Regions from separate parts of the Mus musculus genome. Here region 2 is linked to region 1. A link is a loop called in an ENCODE intact Hi-C map of the cell type or tissue named here. Cell type or tissue: heart. All regions are shown on one strand. Links, peaks and the distances in the headings refer to the core of each region. The heading gives the core; the rest is flanking DNA.

Region 1 (8,334 bases), core at 287-8,286:
ACCCAGTCCCACCTCCTCTTGGGTACATTGTTGGGGCTGTCTGTGGGCTGAGGAATGAATGTGGGGTGTGGTTAGCTCTGCCAAGGTGAGACTTCCCGGTACCTGCATACCCCATCCCCAGATGGCCACTGAGGGTGAGCTCCTGCCCTTCAGAACAGAACAGTATCCTTATGCTCTTGAAACCGCTGCACGTTTGCCTGACCGTTAAGACACTTGTCAGGAGAAGCTACAGAGCCTCCGAGTGCTCCTCGGTGGGCTGAAGGTCAGGGAAAGGATAGACAGAGTCCTCATCTGCTCCATGCCTGGTCTAAACTCACAGATAACGAAGCTGGTAACTTGCCGCATCCTCTGCACCAAAAGCTGAAGTCCGGGGTTCCTGGAAGAGAAGAGTAATTGTCAGGTCCGAAAGGAACCTCGGTTTCCCAAAAAAGCTGTGGGTAACCCCGAGATGGCAGCGTTTGCTCAGCTACATTTGCTCAGCTCAGGCTGAACTATAGACAGAGCAGTGTTCCTCAGGAACCCATGAAAGGGGCTTCTATCTGGTGGAAAGGGCCCCGTCCCTCAGCATGTATTTGTGGTTGTGTATCCTTCAGTTCCACTCCGCATGTACCTGACACATTTCAAGACCCACACTCGCTAGCATCCTGTCCTCACCTCCTCTAAGTTCTCAGGCTGATCTAGTTCCCTCCCTCAGCTGCTTGTCCTCGTAGAGCCCTACTTCTCTAGTGCTGGGCCATGGGCTTCTTTTTCTCGCTGCTCTAGGCTCTTAAGATGCCTCTGGCTATTCTCCTTTCACACCTGTAGTAGAAACCTTTCTAGCTAGGGAGCCATTTCAGTGGATTATTCACTGCACCCCCACTTACAGCAGTGACCATGAGCAGAGACTCAAACAGACTTCCTGGGTTTCTTCTCTCTGTGTAGCTTGTCCAGGAATTTGCTCTGCAGACCAGGCTAGCCTCAAAGTCACAGAGGTCTACCTACCTCTGCTTCCAGAGTGCTGGAATTTATTTATTTATTTACTTACTTACTTACTTATAGCTGGACTGAACCCAGGGTCTTGTGCTTACTAGACAGGTGCTCTACCACCGACCTAAATACCCAAACTGGAGAAGATAACTTTATTTTACTGTTTGGTATATTTAAAGGACAGAGCAGGGTCACTGGGAGCGTCAGGCCTTATCGAGAGCTTTAGGAGTCACAAGGGTGCTCAGAGCTGCTTCATGAACCATCCTACCCCCCATAGCATAGCAGAAGGCCTTTTCCTCCCGACTGGAAGTGCCCTGCAGTATTCTGCACAGACGTGAATGCCAATGGGAGGGTTAACTGAATCCAAGGTTGCTCTTAAATGTAGTTTTATCCTTAATGAGAGTCCCAGGCAACAGTGACTGTAATCATTAAAAGTTCTAAGTAAACAAAGGGAATTCTGCTGCTCTGTGCTGCAAAGACCGCAGGTTACAGTCACGGTCCTCCTCGTTGTTACATTTACGCCCGTTTCCTCACCCCTGATGGACTCAAGGCCGAGGAGAGGGCTGTTCACAATAAGGAAAGAAGCCTGTAGTGGGGACCTCTTCTCCCACATTCCACCTGCTGGCACAAAGGACAGAGAAGAAAAGGACAAAGTTGTCCATACCTGGGCTGCTGTGAAGGGAGGCTACTGGACCCTAGTGTCGCTGTGATTTTTTTTCCTGAAGCTAATCCAAGACATCTTGTGCCTCCCTCCGTCCCCTCCCCTTCCTGCTATTTTGCACTTAGGTTCACTGGGGAGTTCTATGGCAGGAAGGCTTGATTTTATTAACAGTGAGAGGGTTCCCTGTTTGCACAGTGCCAGGATCCAGCCTGCAACTCCTGGGCTCAGGTAAGTGCACTAAAGGATATTTTTTCACATTCAGCACCCGGGTTCTGAGGTAGCCACGTGTGGTATAAAGCCCTGGGTAAGAACAGAGATAATCTGCTTCTTAAACTTTTTTTCTAAAGGACAAACCAGGTGCGGTGGTTCATGCCTGTAATGTCACACTGTGTAATGTAATGACACAAAAGGTTTGGGCTACAGAGTAAGTTCCAGGACAGACAGCCTGGGCTATAGTATGAGACTGTCAGACAGACACACAGACACACACAGACATGCACAGAGACACACATACACATAGGAAGGGAAATGAGGAAGGGAGGGAAGGAGTGAGGGAGGGAGAGAGAAAGGGGGAAGAGAGAGAGAGAGAAAGAGAGAGAGAGAGAGAGAGAGAGAGAGAGGAGAAGAGAAGAAGGAGGAGGAGGAGGAGAAGAAGGAGAAGGAGAAGAGAAGATAGAAAAGCAGAGAATTTCATCTGCCAGAATTTTGCACTACTGGCCTAGGAAGAGGCATTTTAAAAAAAAAAAAACAGGATAAATCACAAAAATAACAGACCTTTCTAGAAAAGCTTATAGATCATCAGCTACACATTTAATGAGTGTTTTAATAGTTGTGTATATGCTGATTTATATGGTCTATAAAAACAATATATGTTGAAGAAAAGATGCCTACTGTAACATTGTATCAAATACATGGGAGAAATAAATGAAGCCAACTTAGTGTAAGGAATGTCACCGGGCAGTCTTACACTCAAGCAAGCTGAGCCTTAGCAAAGATGGCTCGCAAGCTGGCCTGGTGAAGCAGACCTGTCCCCAGCACTTGGAGTGCTGGGGCAGGACCATGAGTTCTAAGCCGGTCTGAGCTGCATAGAGAGACCCTGACTGGGAAAAGTGTTCCCTTGATTTCTGTTAAATGTTCGTGTGTGGGGTCTGCATAAGGATTATGAAGTGTTTGCGGGGGGGGGGGGGGCATAAGGAACCTGGAATGTTTGAGAACACATGGCTGTAAATTAGAGAAAATCAGAAGAGGTACCAAAAATGGCTTTTTAAAAAAAAAAAACAATGTGTGTGGGTGTTATGCCTGCACTGTGTGTACCACACTGGGAGCCAGGAAAGGGCGTCTCATCGTCTACAAGGGCTTCGAGAGCCTCCTGGTACTGGAAGATCAGCCATTTCTCCACCCACTAAGTGGCTTTTCATGGAGAAGGTGGGAAGTGAGGCAGAACACCGGTAAAGCCCGGAAAAGTCAATCTAGGGTCTACCAGTGGCTTCTGCACCCAGCAGCAGGAGTGACGACTGCAGAGAACTCACTGGGTTGGCGCTAAGAAAACTCAGCTGCCTGAAGTGGAGTGGCCTTGTGACTGAGGGAAACCTTGGGAAACACTTTCAGTATCCCATCATTCTCTGCAGCTTTCACCAGAGGGCGACATCATCTTTTGGATGTCAGTGTCTAGCTACAGAGGGGCTGGAGAGATGGCTCAGGGATGGAGCCCCAGGGGGAGTAGAGTTCATTTCTCAGCACCCACATCTGGTGGCCTGTAACACCAGCTCCAGCAATGTCTGATGCTCCGGCCTCAAAGGGTTTTTATGTTTGTGTGTTATGTGTGTGTGTGTGTGTGTGTGTGTGTGTGTGTGTGTGTGTGTGTATGTGCACACACACAATTAAGAAAAATAAATAGCTACAAATGTGTAACCAGCACTACAAAGACATCTTTCCTCACAGGAAAGCCTCTTACTACATCATTCTATACATTAACATGTTTGCCTATTTGCATACATTTCTAGTTTTTTATAATATACATACATTAACATCCTCATAATGTGCCTGATTTTAAAAATGTTAAACCTGTGTGTGTGTGTGTGTGTGTGCGCGCGCGCGCACCTGCGAGTTGTATGAATGTCCTCAGAGGCCAGAAAGGGGACTCCAATCTCCTGTAGCTGAAGCTATAGGTAGCTACCTCCTGTGGGTGCTGAGAGCTGAAGGCCAGTCCTCCACAAGAGCACTGCGTGAACTTAGCTGCTGAGCCATCTCTCCAGCCCGATTTTAGTTCTTTTTGTTTGGCTGGGTCTTTTGAGACAGAGTCTCATCTGTACCCAAGCTGGTCTTGAACTCACCATCCTTCTGCCTTCATGCATCTTTTACATATTTCACTGACCTTCATGATATTCTCAGCACTTACGCACTGGTCTACTTCCCAAGGCTATTCTCAAGCATTACATATTGTGCCCTTTTCCACCTTAGCAGAAAATACTGCAGTTACCGTTGGCACACAGATCTTTGCTGTATTATGAATAACTGCAGAGATGGTACTACTGGATCAAAGAGACAGACACCCTGCTTTTTGCCATTACAGAGGATTGTGGACATCTACATTGCTGGCCACAGTACATAGGATCTGGGGTCTGATGGGTTGCATTAACCCATGTGTTCTTTGGTTTGGTGGGGGAGGGATGCGTTGCTCTTTAAATATTAAAAGAGCTGCCATCACATAGTCCTTGTATCCACCTGTCACTGCCCAGCCTCCTGCTCGGTACTAAATATCAGGGACTGGGGACGTAACTCTCAAAGTACAGCCAGGTGAGCTTTTGAGTCCCATGACTTTGTATCAAACGCAACGCCCCTGCCAGGCAGGTCCTGGGGGACAGATGGTATGACACTTTGCACACTCACAGGGATCCTCAGCTCGATCTGGAATCCCACCCATTCAAATCTCAAAGACTCAAGCCCCTGCAGGGGCTTGCATGCTGATCCTGTTATGGGGAGCAGTTTGCCTACTGATCTTGCCCAGATCTCAGCTCCAACCTGAGGCTGAAGACATTTAATGTTTTGTTGTTTTTATTGTGATAAAATACATAATAAGATATATAATAGGCTCAAACTTACTAGTCTAACTAATTTAAGTGTATGGTTGAATAGCAGTAGATACAGTCACACCATCCTGAAACCATCGCCGTCATTGACCTGCAGAGGTCTCATCTTCCACTGAACAGCGCCCCCTCCCTTCAGCTCCCGGCACCTGCCATATTGCTTTGCTCCATGATTTGGATCACTTCGCATACATACCAGATCTGTCTTTCAGTCCCAGAATGTCACCACCTAATGTCCTGGAGGGGACCAGGATTTCCTGCTTTTCTGGGGCCGAATGACATGCCACTGTATTTATATACTACGTATTCTTTAACTGCTCATCCACGGATGTGCATGTGGCCTGCTCCCCCTAGTGGCTGCCAAGAATATTGCTGCCAGGAACCCCAAGCATAGTCAAACCTTTGTTGTTGTTGTTTTGTTTTGCTTTGTTTTGTTTTTTATTCCCAGGAATAGAGTTGCTAGGTCAGATGGTAATTTCACGTGGCTTTTTATTTTTAGTGTGAATTTTCATGTATATTGTGGTCAAATGTGGTCTTTATACTAGCCCCATGGGATAAGAAAGCATTTTTCTGTGGCTTAAAAAAGTAGCTTGCTCAAATTGAAACAATACATAGGAGAGTCTCCTGACCTCAAAACTTGGCTTCCACATTTATTGACCATTAAAAATGGTCCCAACCATGTGTTGCCATCTAAGAACAATGTCCCTTCCTTCCTTCCTTCCTTCCTTCCTTCCTTCCTTCCTCCCCCCATCTTTCTTTCCTTCCTTTCTTCCTTCCTTCCTTCCTTCCTTCCTTCCTTCCTTCCTCTCTCTCTCTCTCTCTCTCTCTCTCTCTCTCTCTCTCTCTCTTTCTTTCTTTCTTTCTTTCTTTCTTTTGCAACAATGGGGTCTCAGCACATAACTGAATACTGTTTTGACCCGGAACTTGTGATTTCTCTCTCAGCCTTCTGAGTGCTGGGATAACAGTTGGGTGCCATTATGCCAGGCTTTGCAACAAGCTTCTTCTAGTCCAGGTTGGTCAGCTACCTGGTCTCTGGTTTTCTCCTGCCCTGTTCATCTGACGCAGTAAGATCTGGTTCAGGCCTTTGTCAGTGCAGAGACAGGAGGCCCTGTCACTCCTCAGCACCTCTGTCCTTGCTGAGAGACCAAAACCTGTCTCATTGAAGAAATGAGAGGCAGTGTTCATGCCCAGCAACTGTACCTGCACCCAGGGGCTATACATCCTTCAGTTTCTGTTTTCCCTCTTTCAGTTGAGACCCTGTGGTCTGACCATGAGGATTTGGTGGCTTCTGCTGGTTATGGGTGCATGCACGAGAAGTGTATTCTCCCAGGACACCTGCCGGCAAGGGCACTCCGGCATCCCTGGGAATCCAGGTCACAATGGCCTACCTGGAAGAGATGGACGAGATGGTGCCAAGGGTGACAAAGGAGACGCAGGTACTTGACACTTGCTGCTTCTTATGGCCTTCTTCTATCCCTTCAGTCACCCACCTGCCACTGGTATACTGTTCCACCTGCCCACTGAGCCCTCACCCACCAATGTGCCCTGCAGGTGCTGAATGAAGTGCAGGGCAAGGTCAACTGCACCCCACCCCCACAGGCTTCTCGTCGACAGCAGATGACTGTTAACAAGTGTTCCTACAAAACAGGCAGAAACACAGAGTGGGATACTGCGGGTGTGATGCATCATTAGTATCATGAGATCAGTGGAGCAATCTGATGGCTAAGGACAGAGGCAACCCCCATGCACAGGGAGAAGGCCCACAGTGGACGCCTATAGCCATAGAAAGCACAGAACCCTACCCATGTCTTGCTTCCTCCTATATATGCATCATCTATGATAATGTTTAATTTCTACACTAGGTAAGGAATAATTAACCATTAATAATAAAAAAGATTAAGGATTACATTTTAAAGTTCCCAGCATCAATTTTTCTTACACTTAGAGAAATTTATTGTTACAGTTAAGGTTATGTTGCCATCAGCATTGTGAGGTTGCCTTGGACATTTGAATATCTGAGATGGCTGCAAAGTGACTGACAAGGAGGTAGCATATGGCTTCCCAGGAGCTGTGGCCATGGCATGTACCACCATGTCTGGGTCAGTGTTTAGTTTTGAATGTATGAAGGATTTTAATATGATTTATTTATTTATATAAATTCTTAGTGTATGATTGCTCTGTCTGCATGTAGACCTGCATGTCAGAAGAGGGCATCAGACCCCTTTATAGATGGCCTTTTGTACCATGTACGTGCTGGGAATTGAACTTAGGACCTCTGGAAGAACAGCCAGTGCTTTTAACCACTGAGCCATCTCACCAGCTCTGAATATATAAAGTTTTAATGTTTATTATCAGATATTTTGTACACATGAAGCAGAGGGGTGATTACAAGATAAATCAAGAGGAATATACCTCAACCTGGTATGCCAACTTTGTTTACTTCTCCCTTTGCAAACATTTCTCCATCTTTCTTGGTTGTTAATCCCTCCACCCTTTAAAAAAGGTTTTTTTTTTTTAGATATTTAAATATTTCTTATGTGTATGGATGTTCTTTTCTGCATGCATATTTAGGCACCACATGTTTGCAGTGCCCTCAGAGGCCAGAAGAGGGGGCATTGAGCCATCTGGCTGTAGCCCCAATGTGGGTGTTGGGAATTGAATCTGGGTACTCTGGAAGAGCAGCCAGTGCTGTTAGGATGAGTTCAATTCTAACTCGTTCTCCCCTTCTCTCCCTCCCTCCATCCGTCTCTCCATAGAGTTGCATGTAGCACAAGCTGGCTTCAAACTTGATATGTACTCAAAGACATACTTGAACTCTTTATCCTCTTGCCTTTGTCTAATGAGTCCTGGGATTATAGGCGTGTACCACTCACTGTACTTGGCTCAAAATCTATCTATCTATCTATCTATCTATCTATCTATCTATCTATCTATCTATCTATCTATCTATCTCATCTATCTATCCATTCATCTCTCTTTCCCTGTCTCTCTCTCTCTCTCCTTCCATCTTTTCCTCTCACTGGTGGTGGTGGTGGTGGTGGTGGTGGTGGTGGTGGTGGTGGTGGTGGTGGTGTGTGCGTGCGTGCGTGCGTGCGTGCGTGCGTGCGTGCGTGCGTGTGTGTGTGTGTGTGTGTGTGTGTGTGTGTATGTGTACATCATTTTTAGGTATCTCCCTCTATTCTGCTCAGCTTTACAGAGGGCAGGGTCTTCTGCAGTACCTGAAGCTTTCATGTGGACCAAGCTGGCTGACTGGCTAGCGAATCCTCACGACCCCCGTTACCTCCCCCCGCACCCCCCCACTCCCTGCGTTCCAGTCCTCGAATAGCTATGCTCGAGTTTTTACATGGGTGGTGGGGATTTGAACTCCAGTCCCTTGCCACAGACCACCCCAGTCGAGTATGGGGGTCCCTGGAATGAGGGTCCTTGAAGCTAGGTGGGTAAGGATTCGGTGGTGACAAACAGAAACAAACACAGAGGCAGTTTGAATCTGAGTGTATTTTGCAGCTCTCAAGCAGGGGATTTAATACATTAAAAAACCAAACATTACACCTCTTAGAAACTGCATCCAGTGAGACAATCACAGATACCAACAAAAATCATTTGGCACAGTAAAGCGCAAAA
Region 2 (8,334 bases), core at 266-8,265, 60 kb before region 1:
TGTCTGACTATGGCCAGCTGGCCGGCAGAAGCTTGTCCATTCCTGAAGATGCCATTGCTGCAGACCCTCCAGATGAGGACCACGTGGACAGGATGCACCCAGCAAGTGTGACTACCACCAGCCAGGATCCATGCGCCCCCTCAGGCTCTTGCAGGGGAGGCCGGAGAAGGCGACCTATATCTGTGATTGGAGGGGTCAGCTTCTATGGCAACACCCAGGTAGAGGATGTGGAGAACCTCTTGGTCCAAGTAAGAGCTGGTTTCTTCAACCATGGCCAGCAGAGACGCTCAGCTCCCTGCCTCTGTCCTCCCTGCAGACTAAACTGGACACTGCTTTTCCTTCTGGAGGGGGACATACCTCCTCACTCCTTTTCTTCCTGACTTTGAAACCTACTTGGATCCACACTAACAGTCCGCTCTCTCATCATCTGCTTTCTATTCTCCTTTCCTGGAGCCTCAGCTCACAGCACAGACTTGCCATTAGTCTGAAAAGCCCTGAGACCTGAGCCGGGGGGGCCATAGCCTGGCTTTATCTGGTTTACTTCCTGAGGGGAGTGATTTTCGAAAGACTTAAGTGGTCCGTTATTAGAATGCAAACATAGGAACAAAGTAAAGATGAAAGAGAAGGGACTGGGGTGGGGGGTTGGCGGGGTGGATGTAGCTCAGTGATAGCATTTGTCTTCATGCAGGAAGACCTGTGTTCCTCCCATCCATCCCCCAAAACAAAGCAGAGGACCATGAGAGGAGAACTAACTTCTCTGTCTTCTAAAATCACGTCTGTCCCCAGTGATTAATCACCAACCATTCCTAGAACGGACCCAGGCTCGGAACATCCTGGGCGAGCTCTCTACCATAAAGCAACACCACCTTGCCTTGTTCTGCTTTTGGGTTGCAGGTTAGACCATCAACACCATTGGCCCCCAGCACATCTGGCAAGGATTTCTTAAGTGCCTAGTGAGCACTTTAAGGTTATGGAATATTCATGTAAAGGCTCTATCTTGGTGAAAGTCAAACTTCTTTGCTTAGCTGTGCCAACTAACTCATGAGCATACTCATACGGTCATGGAATAGTTTATATAATAACTTATATGCTCAGTTTCATATTGAAAACCTGCGAGGTGCTTTCTTAAATTACCTGTAAAATTCTCTGGGGCGGGGGTGGGGGGAGAAATTCTATATTGGGCTTGGGCTGTGTGTTAAAGTTTTTCCTGCCAAGCTCAGCACAATGTCCTGCTTGTAGCAAACACTCTAAAACCCTTGCTTAAGTCAGTTGAGTTGAATTCTTCAAGTAAAGTTATAAGGCCAGTGTGGTGGCACACAGCTGTGACCCCAGCTCTTGTGAGAAGGAAGTGGGGGGGGGGGTGAGGAATTCAAGTCCGTTCAGCCAAGGGAGACTATTGTGGGTTATGAGACCATGCCTCAGAGACAAGCAAAAGACACAAGCAAAAGTGAAGTTAAAGATATGACAAGGTCTTTAAGATCCTTTTGTTTTCAGGTGCTCCACTTGTTGGGAAATATTTCTAACTAAACTAAAGCAAACTGTAATGTATCTAAATGCAAGGCACAGTTGAGGCAAGGATAGTCAGAGATACTTAGAACACACTTTGTTTCGGATCGTCAAAATAGTATTGTGCCCCAGACATGGTGCTTGTGCCTATAATTCTAGAATTCAGGATGCTGAGGCAGAGAACTTGGGGGATTGAGGCCAGCCTGGTCTACAAAGTGAGACCCTAGTATACACCCTAAAAAGCCCAGGAGGGGAGACAGCTCATTAGTAGGGGAGACAGTTCTTATTCCTCTTATAGAACACCCATATGAAGCAGCTCACTTACACCTTTAACTGCAGTACAAAGGGATCAGACACCCTCTTTGGGCCTCTGCAGGTACCCACTCATATGTCTGTCTGTCTCTGTCTCTCTGTCTCTCTCTCCCCCTCTCTCTCATACACCCAAACTATGTAAGATAAAAAACAATTTTAGTGAATTATTTATTTTAACTTTATGAGCATTGGTGTTTTGCTTGCATGTATGCCAGTGTGAGGGTGTCAGATCCCCTGGGACTGGAGTTACAAATAGTTGTGAGCTGCCATGTAGGTGCTAGGAATTAAATCCAGGTCCTCTGGTAGAACAGCTAGCACTCTTAATCCTGAGCCTCCTCTCCAGCCTCCTAAATAAGTTCTTTTTAAATAAAAGCTGTCACTGGAGATCTGTGACCATGCCTGTGTGCTGTGGTCCTGCCCTTGCATCCTCGGATGCTGCTATGGTCACCGTGCTTTCCTAACTGTCGCTCACAGCTCTGCTGCTGCCTCAGCCTTCCTCTCCCTCAGAGGCCTCTCTTTCTCTCCCTGTTCCCCACCGGCATGTCTCTCACAAGTAGGAAGAAGTGTGACAGAGCCAGCTTTGAAGCTGCCTGTTGGAACTTTAGAACAGCCTATTGCTACAGAGCTTGGTGCAGCATACAGCTGCTGGCGGGGGTTTGAAGAAGACACTCCACATCTGCCAGTGGCTTCAAGGCGAGAACACAGAACTGTTTTGTGGCTCGCAGGAGCTGAGACTTCCTGGCACCTTCTCACAGCTTCTCACTTCCTTTCACAGCCAGCAGCCAGGCCTCCTGTGCCTGCACACCAAGTTCCACCCTACAAGGCTGTGTCTGCCCGCCTCCGGCCCTTCACCTTCTCTCAGAGCACTCCCATCGGGCTGGACCGCGTGGGGCGGCGACGGCAGATGAAAACATCCAATGGTGAGTCTTGGGGCTTCCTGGAATCTTTTGTCTGGGACCAGGGAGCCTGAGGCACCAAGGGATTCTGCACTTTTCCCATCTTGTGGCCAGGGCAGTGTGGAAGTTATTATCTGGGTTACTCAGGATTTCAAACTCCTGTCAAGTCTGCATGTCTCTTGAGTTGCTGCAGAGCCATGCCAGGGTAAACCGATGACCAGGCTAGAGACCTAAGGTTCTGGTGTGGAGGGTAGTTTTTTGGTTTTTTGAGGATGCAGGAATGGGGAGCTGAACCTCGCCTGGCTTCTGCCAGCCTCAGGGCTCCCTGGCTGGCCCATGCAGCCTGTCTCCACCTGCACACTCTGTGACATTCGCCCTGTTGCAAATGTGCCTTCTTTTGTAAGGACATCCGTCTCAAGTGGGCCCCTTCCCCACCCCAAGGCCCTCATCCTAACTCGCCACCTGCAAAGACCGTGTTTCCATCTAGGTCACAATTAGGGGTCTGGAGCAGGGATGCCACCATCATTTGGGGGTTCAGGTCAATCAAAAGTGCTTTAGCGAATTGTCCCGATGTCTATCATGCCTGCATGTGCTCAGATACCAACAAGGATCAGAAAGGCATGGAAAACACTAGGTTATGAGGAACAGAGGGGGTCTCTCCTCAGCCTTCACATACAGCCAAGAAGCCTGTTTCATGGTCTATGTGACTTTTTTTTTTTAATTTATAAAGAAAAACAGAGACAAACCTCTTAGGGTTCTTTGTTTGAAAACAGTAAAACTAACTGACTAGTTTAAGAAAAAAGGGTGTTGGGGTGCATTCATTTGGTGGGGTGCTGGCCCAGCACTCACAAAGCCCTGAGCTTAAACCCTAATGTAAAACGGCGCAGAGTGGAACATGCCGGGAGTCTCAGTACTTGGGAGATGGAAGCAGGAAAACCAGAAGTTCAGGGTCCTCCTCAGTTACAAGTGTGGGGCTAACTTGGGCTACGTGAGACTCTGAATTGAAAGGAAAAAGAAAAGATGGCGTGGTGGTACACGCCTTTAACCCCAACACTTAGACAGATCTTTGAGTTTATGGCCGGTCTGATCTATAGAGCTAGTTCTAGAACAGCCGGGGCTATACAGAAAAGCCTCATCTAGAAAAACCATAGAGGGAGAGAGGGAGAGGGAGAAAAAAAGGGGGGAATGAATTAGGAAGGTGTTGGGTGCTCCCATATAAAACATTGAGGATAATACGATAGCTCCTGGTAGTCACAGAAGGTTGGGCATGGTTCCACCAGGAGAAGGGGAAAGGCTAGCCTGCCCTACTCTACTCTCCAGTTGTACTTGCAAGAGTCAGGATCCCAGGAGGGAATCTCCAGCCACTTGAGCCCAGTGGCCTGTTCATGGTGTAGGTGGTGGGGCAAGGTCAAGGTCTGGGAGTCCGTTTGTGGGCTCCGCATTTGGACAGGGGTTTAGCCCCCTGCCGTCAGTGTTAGTACAGGAGAAGGGTAGGCCTCGCTCCCAGAGGTGACACCCAGAGGTGACAGAGCTCCTCCATCCCTTAAAGCTCTGTGAGAGGGGAATGATTGGCAGGGAACTGTTGGCTAGGACAGGGGCATCGTGAAGGAGAAGACAGCAAGGTGGGGTATGCCCATGGCCAAACCTACACTGCTATACCTATACCATTTACACAGTTAATCCACTGGAAATAGTGAGAAGAGTTATATCTTCAATGAATATGCCCAGACTCCTCTCCGTTGAGCATGAACCCAGGGTCTCACATGCTCCGTGTTCCAGCTCCACCCTTTTCATGACCTACGCACTAGACTTGAGCAAGTGTGCACATGCTGTTTACATTGTACAAGTTTTGTGAGTCATCTAGAGATGATTGCGAGTATTCAGGAGAATGTATATGTTATATGCTAAGGCAACTATTTTAAGTAAAGGGGCTTGAGTATCCACAGAGGAGCTTGTCATCCAAAGGACCCTCGGATACAGAGGGGTACTGTACACTCCAGCATTTGAATGGCTTCCTGGTAGGATTCCCTAAGTCACTAGTGCTCGCAAGAAAATGAGGAGGGGTGGGGGAGGACAGGAAGGGGCAGGAGTGACCCTGAGTAGTCACCAGAACCTGGGTGATGAGGAAGAGTGAGTGAGGTCCCCTGGAGCAGCAGCAGATGTTCCACCAAGGTTAGCAAGGAGATCAGAGTGACTGTGCTCAGGAGACATGGACAGAAGAGGGCACTGTGGTCAGGGGTAGTAGCTAAATGGAAGGCAACTCATTCCTGAGGACCAGGGCTTCTGAGTACGATGTGGACCCATTGCCAATTGGAAAATGGTGGGTTCAAGTTTGTGCTCCAATTAAAAACAAGACAGAGCTGGATGTGGTAGAACACCCCTTTAATCCCAGCCCTAGGAAGGCAGAGGCAGGTGGATCGGAGCTTGGGGACACCCTGGTGTACAGAGCAAGTTCCAGGACAGCCAGGACAACACAGAGAAATCCTGTCTTGAAAAACAAAAGAAAAGCAAAACCTCTTTGTGTGTGTGTGTGTGTGTGTGTGTGTGTGTGTGTGTGTGTTGAGCGTCTGAGGGCACAGATATGTCATAGGATGTCTAGGGCGGTGGCTCCTGATTTGTGCTTTGGAAGGGAGAATGGCCTATGTATGTGGTGGTGCAATGTCTGTAATCTCAGGAGGCCAAGTTAGCCAAATTAGCTTGGGCCTCACTGTGATTTCCAGGTTCGCCTGAAAATCCTAAAGATGAATAAAAAAGATTAAAATCAGAGAGAACGAAGGAACAAAGCACGTATAGTAGCTTGGAGTAAGGCAAACAAAGAGAAGATGGATATGAGGCTGCTCTATGAGTCCTACCGAGTATCCTCAGTGTTAGTGACCACAAAGGCCACCCACAGTTCCCACGGGTGTTCATTTCCCTGACGCAAGAGGAACTCGAAATGACTAGCTCCGGCTTTGTCTGACTCTGTGGCTAGAACTGGGATGTGCCATGGAAGGACTTCTTTTGGAGATGAAATTCCGTTTTGCCAGAGCAGTGCTTCTGGGAGGAAAATGTTTTGCAAGTGCGCTGTGGAGTAAGAGAGTAGCTGCTTCTGTGTTTACCCATGGTTTCCAGCTGTGGCTTAGCATCCCTCGGTGACATGAGTCACAGGTTCACAGCATGTGCCCCTGCAGGGTATCATGGCAGCACCAGGGTGTGTCCCCGGGTTTCCTAGGCAATTGAGTTACATTGAGGTGGTGTTAGATGTGACCCAGTCACTGGGAAGTTCTAGGTGGCATCTAGGAGATGCCATGGCTGTCTGGGAGCCTCTGGTGAGGCCAGAGAGGGGCATGAATAATCTGTGTCCAGCACAAGTGGCTTTTTCAGGGAGGACAAATCATTGCCCACTTCTTTTATAAAAATGTCCATTGTAATAAGCTTACCACAAGTAGCTATCTGGTTCCTACAGAGAACCGTATCATTAACCCTGATGAGGGCAGGCCCTGTGGTCTAGCTCAGACTGGACATCCTTTCTGCAGCCATGGCCTGGTGGGTGTTTTGTTTCATCCTGAGTCCACTGCATCAAGATAAGTAGAGAAGGGGCTGCAGAGATGGCTCAGCGGTTAAGAGCACTGACTACTCTTCCAAAGGTCCTGAGTTCAATTCCCAGCAACCACATGGTGACTCACAACCATCTGTAATGGGATCTGATGCCCTCTTCTGGAGTGCATGGAGACAGCTACAGTGTACTTACATATAATAAATAAATAAGTCTTTTTTTAAAAAGTACAGAAGATGAGCCAATGTGTGCACCGTGAGCATCATGCCCATGTGGCTATTAAGCAGCATCTTTTGCATTTCACTTTGTAAGCTTTTCAGGGTCTTCTGATATGTCTTTCATACCCTTGGCCCCATACCAAGGCATAGTCACCTTCTGCTCTCCCCTCCTTCCTCTAGCTATCCAGTCAAGCCATCGGCTCTCCAGCATGCATGCTTGCAAGCTCACTCTCTCTAAAGAGTTAAAAAGCAATTCTTCCACAGAGAGTGACTCTGTCCTGGGTGGAGGTAAATGAGAGAAGCCTGTCAGCAGCAAAAGGACTAGAGTTTCTGTGCAAAGATGACCTGCTCCTTCTCGATGCAGGAGTCTGGGTTTCCCTGTCACAATGGCTGATGCACAGATTTTCTGCTTCATTAGTCAAATGATCTCTTAATGTTAGGGACCCCAAGATCAGGGAGGCATAACCAGAGACTTCATGGGTCAGGTTATGACCTTCCTGCCCAACACAGCAACTACCTAACAGGTGCTTGCTTCACTTGCATAGCCTTTTGGGTCTCCATGGCAACTAAAGCATCTCTGGTTTAAATGCCTAATGGTCCATAGCTTCTAGAAGCTGCCAACATGCTCACTTGCTGACTTGTGGCTCCTGATAGACCATTTCCTACCTCACTGCCTAGTTAGAGAACCTTTCTTTCTAGATGCTAAGATGTTATATTAGTTACTTTTATGATGCAATGATAAAATAAGCAATTTATGGAAGTTTGTTATGGCTTACTGTTCTAGAGGGATAAGAGTCCAGCCTGAGAGATGTGGGAGATTGGGGGTTGGGGGCAAGCTTGGCAGCAAGCAGCATCCATGGCAGCAGGAGCAGGAAGCTGACAGCTCAGATCTTCAAACACAAAGTAGAGTGAATTGGAACTGGGGCAAGGCAGTTAACTCAGGCTTTGCCCATGCTGTACTTCCTCGAACAAGGCTACACCATCTTCTCAAATAGTACGACCAACTGGGCACCAAGTTCTTCAAGAACATGAGCCTATGAGTGAACACTGTCCATTCTAACCACTACATTCCACTACCTGGCCCCTGTAGACTCACAATCATATCAAATGCAAAATGCGTATGGCCCCAAAGTCCTTTAGTCTAAGCACTGTTTAAAAGTCCAAGTTCAAAGTCTCTTTGGGGAGTCAAGGGTTTTGGGTTTTTTGTTGTTGTTGTTTTGTTTTTTGTTTTTTTCAAGACAGGGATTCTCTGGGTAGTCCTGGAACTTACTCTGTAGACCATACAGAGATCCAGCTGCCCCTGCCTCCAAGTGTTGGGGTTAAAGGTATGTTCCATCACCACTTGGCTTCAAGGTAATCTCTTTATGTGATTTTTTTTAAGATTTCTTTATTATTATATCTAAGTACATTGTAGCTGTCTTCAGACACCCAGAAGAGGGCGTCAGATCTCATTACGGGTGGTTGTGAGCCACCATGTGGTTGCTGGGATTTGAACTCAGGACCTTCGGAAGAGCAGTCAGTGCTCTTAACCCCTGAGCCATCTCTCCAGCCCTCAAGGTAATCTCTTAACTGTGACCTTACACACACACACACACACACACACACACACACACACACACATAAGCAAAGTAGACAGTTTCAACAGATAGTGGCACAGAAGGTCCATTCTGTGCTGGTTAGTTTTGCCAGCTTGACACAAACCTAGACATAGCTGGGAAGAGGAATTGAGAAAATGCCTCCGTAAGATTCACCTGCAGGCAAGTCTGTAAGGTATTCACTGTAGGCAATGCTGTCCCTGTGCAGGTCCTAGATGGTATAAGGAAGCAGGCTGAGCAAACTCTAAGGAGCAAACCAGTAAGCAGCACCC

Evidence for each region. Peaks named below come from ENCODE experiments on the same cell type or tissue, not always from the same donor. Only the 100,000 strongest peaks of a DNase experiment are listed, where the experiment ranks them.
Region 2: it touches region 1 in a loop (9-fold over the local background); 18 of 42 quality-filtered maps call a loop at or near these places.

What each region holds. Positions count from the first base shown.
Region 1 is chr14:60,766,314-60,774,647 of GRCm38, forward strand. It overlaps C1qtnf9 (C1q and tumor necrosis factor related protein 9), which reads left to right and starts at 1,821. Exons shown (of 4, transcript NM_183175.4): 1 at 1,821-1,855; 2 at 5,963-6,149. The coding sequence starts at 5,984. Gm34997 (a long non-coding RNA gene) reads right to left here and starts at 1,730. Exons shown (of 3, transcript XR_383477.4): 1 at 1,631-1,730; 2 at 318-376. In heart, for the core only: CTCF peaks have their summits at 3,249 (motif pointing right), 4,959 and 7,315; DNase peaks (open chromatin) are centred at 1,718, 3,208 and 4,908; H3K4me3 peaks cover 395 bases; H3K27ac peaks cover 578 bases.
Region 2 is chr14:60,706,832-60,715,165 of GRCm38, forward strand. It overlaps Spata13 (spermatogenesis associated 13), which reads left to right. Exons shown (of 13, transcript NM_001033272.2): 3 at 1-248; 4 at 2,594-2,738. Among named protein-coding and RNA genes, the nearest start is that of Gm41165, 27 kb to the left of the region's middle. In heart, for the core only: a CTCF peak has its summit at 4,924 (motif pointing right); a DNase peak (open chromatin) is centred at 2,590; H3K27ac peaks cover 1,128 bases.